Regions from separate parts of the Homo sapiens genome. Here region 1 is linked to region 2. A link is an interaction called in ENCODE POLR2A ChIA-PET data of the cell type or tissue named here. Cell type or tissue: MCF 10A. All regions are shown on one strand.

Region 1 (4,000 bases), 460 kb after region 2:
CTCGGCTCACTGCAAGCTCTGCCTCCCGGGTTCACGCCATTCTCCTGCCTCAGCCTCCTGGGTAGCTGGGACTACAGGCACCCGCCACCACGCCCAGCTAATTTTTTGTACTTTTAGTAGAGACGGGGTTTCACCGTGTTAGCCAGGATGGTCTCAATCTCCTGTCCTCGTGATCCACCCGCCTCGGCCTCCCAAAATGCTGCAATTACAGGCGTGAGCCACCGTGCCCGGCCTTCAAATTTTTATTTTATTTATAAATAAAAGCTGGAGTGCAGTGGCGGGATCTCAACTCACTGCAACTTCCACCTCCCAGGCTCAAATAATCCTTCCACCTCAGCCTCCCAAGTAGCTGGGACTACAGGTGCACAAAATCACACACAGCTAATTTTCCTTTTTATAGAAATGGGGTTTCACCATGTTGCCCAAGCTGGTCTTAAACTCCTGGGCTCAAGAGATCCAAAAGCCTTGGCCTCCCAAAGTGCTGGGATTACAGATGTTAGCCACCACGCCCTACCCAAATTTTTATTTTGAAAAATAACCTTTAGAGATATAGCTAAAAAATATAAATAAAAACTTTGCTCTGGTATATAGGACAGTGGATGTTAACATAAGTATATACTGATTTCATTTTTAAAACTGCAAATGTAGCTGGGGCATGCTGGCTCACGTCTGTAATGCCAGCACTTTGGGAGGCTCAGGTGGGTGGATCATTTGAAGTCAGGAGTTTGAGACCAGTTTGACCAACATGGTGAGACCCCCATCTCTAAGAATACAAAAATTAGCCAGGCATGGTGGTGTGCACCTGTAATCCCAGCTACTCGGGATGCTGAGTTAGCAGAATCGCTTTAACCTGGGAGGCGGAGGTTGCAGTGAGCTATCATATAACTGCACTCCAGCCTGAGCGACAGAGACTCCATCTCAAAAAATAAATAAATAAAAACTGCAAATGTAGTGCCAGACATGGTGGCTCACATCTGTAATCCCAACACTTTGGGAGGCCAAGGCAGGCGGATCTCTTCAGGCTAGGAATTCAAACCCAGCCTGGCCAACGTGGTGAAACCCCATCTCTACTAAAAATGCAAAAATTAGTCAGGCGTGGTGGTGCATGCCTGTAATCTCAGCTACTCAGGTTGCTGAGGCATGAGATCGCTTGATCCCAGGAGGCAGAGGTTACAGTGAGCCAAGATCACACCCTGCAACTCCAGCCTGGGCATCAGAGCAAAACTCTGTCTCAAAAAAAACAGCCTGCAAATGTAATACTATAGGATTTTAATTGTTAATTTCTAGAAAAGTCAAAATTATAGAGACAGAAAACAGATCACAGTGCAAGGAGCTAAGGGCCGAAAAAAGGCTAAGAAAAGGAGCACGAGGGAATTCTGGGGTGATGGGACTGTTGTATACCTTGACTGTGACAGTGGTTACATGGCTGTATGCTTTGTCATAACTCAAAACTGTTTATTAGAGTACGTAAATTACAACTCAATACATTTTTTAATTTTTTTTAATTAAAAAGATAGAGACAAGGTTTCACCATGTTGCCTGAACTGGCCTCCAACTCCTGGGCTTGAGCAATCCGCCCGCTTCAGCCTCTCAACTTGCTGGGATTACAGGTGTGAACCAACGCACCCAGCCACCTCTGATTTTTTTATTGCAAACATGCTTTCAGTTTTAAAAAATTAAAATGAGCAACAGGTAAGAAGGTGGCCACCAGCAAGGAGAGATGGAGGCTGAGGATCTCCTTAACTAATTCACAGTTTTATATAATCAGCTTGCTCTGCTATCCTTCATCTGCAGGCAGACAAGTGCCAGTTATGTGCAGAAGTCTCACAAGGCCCCAGAAGCACAGAGCCCACTTTTAGACTCTGTGGCAGAAACTGACCAATAGCTGTGGACAAGGTGTTCAATGAGATGGTGTCAGATGAATGTGAAATCAAACCAAGCCAAAGGCTGAGCAGCTGTCTCACCTGGCCTTCCGTGGGCTGGGCACTCTGGAGGCCGTCCTTGTCCTCGAGCTCCAGCAGCAAGTACACTGGGGGCTTGCAGTCTTTGGACTCGCTCAAGAAGCCTCCTGTGTCCACCTTCCTTTTGATGGTAGAGTTCCAGTGATTCTTCACAGCATTGTCTGTCCTGCAGGGGGCAGCAGGGGGCCTTTGAACCCCAGCTCTGTGGGTGGGGTGCCATCAGGCACATCACTAACCTCCCTAAGCCAAGTTCCTGCTCCTGTAAATGAATCTTCCACTAGATGAACTCTAAGGTCTCTTTCAGTTCCAAGATGAAGTCTCACAAGTCTCTAGCCCTAATAATTTACAGAGCATTTCCACGAAGCTCTGTGAAATAAGCAACTGAATCATTCAGGCTATGGCAAAAATTATAAAATGGCACCAGCTACTGTCAGGTTCAGGTAAAAAACAAAATTTTTTTTAATTAAAAAAAAAAAAAAATTGCCGAGTGCGGTGGCTCACCACACCTGTGATCCCAGCACTCTGGGCGGCCTAGGCGAGCAGATCACCTGAGATCGGGAGTTCGAGACCAGCCTGACCAACACAGAGAAACCCTGTCTCTACTAAAAATACAAAATTAGCCAGGCATGGTGGCACATGCCTGTAATCCCAGCTACTTGGGAGTCTGAGGAAGGAGAATCGCTTGAACCCAGGAGGTAGAGGTTGTGGTTAGCCAAGATGATGCCATTGCACTCCAGCCTGGGAACAAAAGTAAAATTCCACCTCAAAAAAAAAAAAAATGTATATATAAGACCAGGAACAGTGGCTCACGCCTGTAATCCTGGCACTTTGGGAGGTGCTGGGCGTGATGCCAGGCACCTGTAATCCCAGCTACTTGGGAGTCTGAGGCATGAGAATCGCTTAAACCCGGGAGGTGGAGGTTGTGATGAGCCGAGATTGCGCCACTGCACTACAGCCTGGGCAACAGAGTGAGACTCCATCTCAAAAATAAATAAAAATGAAAAAAAAAATTTTAAATTTTTTAAAAATTATAAAACTGAAGATATGTGCTTGGAACTCTCACCCCCTTCCCTGCCCACTTCGAATGTGTAGAAGCCATAAGCAACACTGTCTGCTCATTTCCACTGAGTCTCACGCTGACCTCAGATGCAAGGCCTGTTCACCTCCCACAGACTGATAAGTGGCCAAAGAGGGCAGAAGGCCCAGAACTGTTCACCTCCCTAAGCCTTGGTTTCTTTATCTGGAAGGTCAGAAGACTACGTCATACTCCATCACTCACTGAAGATTCAGGGAGGAGACACATCTACAGTAGAACAGTAGCATAAAGCACAGAGTAGAGTAGCAGAGAAACATGTAGTAATAAAGGCATAGAGTAATACAGAAGGACGGGATAGTACCACAAAAGTGTATAGAAGTATAGTGGTGAGAAGCAAGCGGCAGGTCAGGCGCGGTGGCTCACGCCTGTAATCCCAGCACTTTGGGAGGCTGAGGCAGGTGGATCACCTGAGGTCAGGAGTTCAAGACCAGCCTGGCCAACATAGTGAAACCCCATCTCTACTAAAAATACAAAGGTACTGTGCTGACACATAGTAGTCACCACCTTCTTTGGAGTGCCAAGCAGAATACTCTTTCCTTGAAAAGTGAACAGAGAGTAACAGCTTAACTGAGCACCCAGTCTAAGAGAATATCCTCGGATCATTTGCACTCTAAGCCTTCAGGGACACAATGCTCACTGGGCAAAGGTGTAGGGTAAGGGGTGCTCCTGGTGCTTTGCCCAGATCCTCTGTCCCTACAGCGAATCCAATCCCCCAGCTGCCGGGCATGCTGCCGACGGCTTCTACTATGACTTTATCTGCATAAGAGCCCTTGGAAGCAGATCACCTAAGGTCAGGAGTTCAACACCAGCCTGGCCAACATGGTGAAATCCCGTCTCTACCAAAAATACAAAAATTAGCCAGGCGTGGTGGTGCATACCTGTAATCCCAGCTACTCAGGAGGCTGAGGCAGGAGAATCGCTTGAACCTGGGACGCGGAGGTTG
Region 2 (4,000 bases):
TACATTTTAGATACATCAGCTTTGACAAAATACATTATTAAAATTAATTGCACTGTTTCTTTTTACTTTTTTGAATGTGGCTACTAGAACATTTAACATTACAATGTGATACATGTTATATTTATTGGACAGTGTTGCTGTAGACCCATTCAGGCCCTCAGAGTAGTCCCAACCCTGTCACTGAGCAGTTGGGGAGACTGAGGTGCAGAAAAGGATACAGATATACTCACAGCCACAAAGCGATCGAGAGGGAACTAGATTTATGTCTTCTGATTTTGTAGCTAAGAACTCTTTTGTGATGCCTTTTAAGGTCATAGATACTGGATTGTGGAGGGAAGCTGGTATGTTTGGGGAGGCGCCTAAAGTTTTCAGGTTGTCATGCCAACACCCTGACAAATGCTTGTTTTCTGGAAGGAGCACAGTGAGTGTTAAGAGTAAGGCTTAGACTCAGCCCCTTGCTTGCTATATCTTTTCTTCCCGCCAGACCTCAAATTTCTAACTTCTAGAAGACGCACCTCAAAGAGTTTTCACAAGGTTGAAGCAGAGCCTCTATACGAAGGGTATATACACACGCCACAGGGCTGACAAGCAGGAAGTAGTCTGTAAGCATCAGCTGCCATTGCTGTTGTCTAGTCTTCCTGCTGTTGTGCCCCCGTGGCAGAGGCAGGGCATGGCCCTGAGTTCTCAGTTGTCCTAGGGTGTGAGGTTTGGAGCATCTCAGGTTTTGTACCAGGGTGGCATCTGTCTGTCTTCTATCCCCTCAGCCCCCCACCTCCATCTCCTCCCCATGCTGGCTCTGGAAACTCCGAAGCTGATCATAGCTTAGAGTTGGTTTTTTGAGTTGCTGGGAGCTGAATTTCTCTGGTGAGCAGGAACCTATGTAGTCCATGGGCAGTGGCATTGGATGGACCTAGGTTTGAATCTGGCTTCAGCCTCTTATAAACTGTGTGACCTTAGGCAAGTTACCTCACCCCTCTGGGCTCACTTTCCTGTTTAATCAAATGGGAATTATATTACCTCCTCCCTGAAAGTAATGCTGCAGAGAGTAAAAGAAGTAGCTCATGTAAAGGGCCGGTGCTTGGAAAGCATGCAAGGAGGTGTAAGCTGTTATTATCAATCCTGTGTCATTCTGTACTAACCCAAGAATGAAATTGCCCCAAGGGAAGGCCCTGTCTTCTCTCTCAGTCCCTACAACTGTGCTTCCCAAATGTTCATCTTCTGCAGGCCCCAGTCCCAGTTTTTGTTACCTTCACACACCATCTCTACTTACTGTCTTAATCTTCATCTTTGAATCAACTTACTTAAAAATACGTAAGTACATTTATTGAAAAGGAAGACTTTCTAATCACTATTGAAAATGCGAAATCAATATCACAGCAAGTTCTGAAAACAGAACAATGCTATTCAAGTTCCACATCAAACTATTGATGCCCAAAGGCACTGAGCCTAAAGTTTGTTTTCTTTTTGTTTAAAAGAGAAACTGGCAAGAGATTTACTGGTATGAAAGAGCCGTAGGCACCCACGGAGGCCTTTTCCTTAACTAATGAGCAAAATGGACTTGGTGTCACTTCAGGCTGTGATTCTGCACTGCCAACACTCATTTCCACACCATGGGGGACACAGGTCACCAGAGGGAAGAGGGCCTGACACTGGACCAGGTCTCAGGGAGGGTCTTGGTAATTGCCCATCTTTGAGCCTGCTTATTTAATTTTTATTTAATATGCATTCATCTAGTCCTTATTTCTGGGAACCGGGCATGATTTTAAGTACCTTACATGTATTAACTTTTTTTCCCCCTTTTTTGTGGAGAACAGGGTCTTGCTATATTGCCCAGGTAGGTCTCGAACTCCTTGGCTCAAGCTATCCTCCTGCCTTAGTCTCCCTAAGAGCTGGGATTACAGATGTGAGCTACCGTGCCCAGTGGGGATATATTAATTTACTTAATCCTCAAAACAACCCTGTGAGGAAGGTACTGTTATTCTCATTTTACAGATGAAAAAACTGAGGCACAGACAGGTTAAGTTTCTCAAACAGGTTGCACAGCTGAGTCATGGCAGAGCTGGGAGTTGAAGCCAGGTGACCTGGTTCTAGAATGCTCTTAACCACGATCTGACCTTCGGTTGGTTTTCCTTCACAAACTTTAAGAAGCACTTACCCTGTGCCAGGCTTGTGCCAGGGCGCTGGACACCCAGTGGTGAATCAGTGTGGGCAGCGTCCTCTGGAGACCCCCACGTTGAGGGCGAAGCCATGCAGGGATTGGACAGTTGGTGGTGGAGAGGGAGGAAGGAGATGAAATTGATGGGGTCCAACAGAAAGAGCAACTAGCTGTCCCAGAGGAGGTCTGGGAAAGCTCCCTGCAGGGGCCACCTCTGGTTGGGAGTCTGCCAGGTGGAAAAGAGAGAGAAAGGTCGTTCCAGGTAGAGGAACTAGCATGTGCAAAGACATGAAGGTAGGAATGTGCGTGATGTATTTTGGGAGCAATGAGTCATCCAGAATGCTGGAATGGGTGGGGAAAGATTAGAGATGAGGCCGAGAAGGCAGCCCAGGGCCAGGTTAGTACGGGCTTTGAATGCCTGGTGGAGTGAGAGTCTGACGTTACAAGCTAAAAGGTTCCAGGGGCCAGGCAGGCCGCAGGCTTGTGTCCTACTCACTAGAGGGTGGTGGGACCATGGGAACCAGGTCTCCCCGGTCTCTGCAAGCCCTCTTGGGGGAAGCTGCCCCTTCCTAGCTAATGGCTGCCCCAGAGAAACATGGATTTAATGTTAGCACAACTCTTGATTTTTCTTTCTGTTTTTTTTTTGAGACAGAGTCTTGCTCTGTCGCCCAGACTGGAGTGCAATGGCATGATCTCGGCTCGCTGCAACCTCCACCTCCCAGGTTCAAGCGATTCTCCTGCCTCAGCTTCCTAAGTAGCTGGGATTACAGGCATGTGCCACCACGCCCAGCCAATTTTTGTATTTTTAGTAGAGGAGGGGTTTGTCCATTTTGGCCAGGCTGGTCTCAAACCCCTGACCTCAGGTGATCCATGCGCTTCAACCTCCCACAGTGCTGGGATTACAGGCGTGAGCCACTGTGCCCAGCCAACTCTTGATTTTCCAAGATGAACTAGAGATTTGCATTTTGTTATAAAAATTTCCATTTTTTGACTTTTTATTATGGGAAAATATGAAACATATATATAAATAGAGAGAGTGATATAATGAACACGCAAGTACCCATTAACTGGATTTAATAATTATTAGCAATTTTTCCATATTTACTTTATCTTTTTGTTTTGTTTTGTTTTTGAGATAGGGTCTTGCTTTGTTGCCCAGGCTGGAGTGCAGTGTTGTCATGTCAGCTCACTGCAGCCTCCACCACCCAGGCTCAAGTGATCCTCCCATCTCAGCCTCCCAAGTAGCTGGGGCTACAGGTGCATGCCACTACAACTGGCTAATTAAAAAAATATATATTTGTAGAGACGAGGTCTTGCTATGTTGCCCAGGCTAGTCTTGAACTCCTGGCCTCAAGTGATCCACCCACCTAGGCCTCCCAAAGTGCTGGGATTACAGGCATGAGCCACCACACCTGGCCTGTATTTGTCTTTTTGTTGTTATTTATTGACTAGACTCTCAATTCTGTTCCAATGATCTATATACATCCATCCTTATGCCAGAGGCTGGTCTTGATTACTGTAGCTTTGTACTAAGTTTTGAAGTTGGGAAATGTGAGTCCTCTAATTTTGTTCTTCTTTTTCAAGATTATCTTGGATATTTTGAGTTCCTTGCATTTCCATATGGATTTTAGCCTCAGCTTGTCAATTTCTGCAGGGGAAAAAAAGGCCGCTGGGATTTTGTTAAACCTGTAGGTCAACTGGGGGAATATTGTCCTTTTAACAATTTTAAGTCTTCCAATCCATGAACATGGAGCACCTTTCAATTTATTTAAGTCTTTAACTTTTTTCAGTGATGCTTTATAGCTTTCAGTGTACAATTTTATACTTATTTTGCCAAATTTATTT

What was found. ChIA-PET counts read pairs that join two places held together with the same protein. Peaks named below come from ENCODE experiments on the same cell type or tissue, not always from the same donor. Only the 100,000 strongest peaks of a DNase experiment are listed, where the experiment ranks them.
Region 1: POLR2A ChIA-PET joins it to region 2 with 5 read pairs; 2 of 35 experiments call an interaction of 5 or more read pairs at or near these places.

Annotation. Positions count from the first base shown.
Region 1 is chr20:43,690,284-43,694,283 of GRCh38, reverse strand. It overlaps MYBL2 (MYB proto-oncogene like 2), which reads right to left. Exons shown (of 14, transcript NM_002466.4): 6 at 1,965-2,127. Among named protein-coding and RNA genes, the nearest start is that of MYBL2, 25 kb to the right of the region's middle. In MCF 10A, a CTCF peak has its summit at 2,139 (motif pointing right); a DNase peak (open chromatin) is centred at 2,133.
Region 2 is chr20:44,150,317-44,154,316 of GRCh38, reverse strand. The region is part of intron 2 of JPH2 (junctophilin 2); the gene reads left to right. LOC124904909 (a long non-coding RNA gene) reads right to left here and starts at 2,399. Exons shown (of 2, transcript XR_007067596.1): 1 at 2,156-2,399. RefSeq lists an enhancer at 1-999. In MCF 10A, no CTCF peak of the experiment used is centred here; a DNase peak (open chromatin) is centred at 2,486.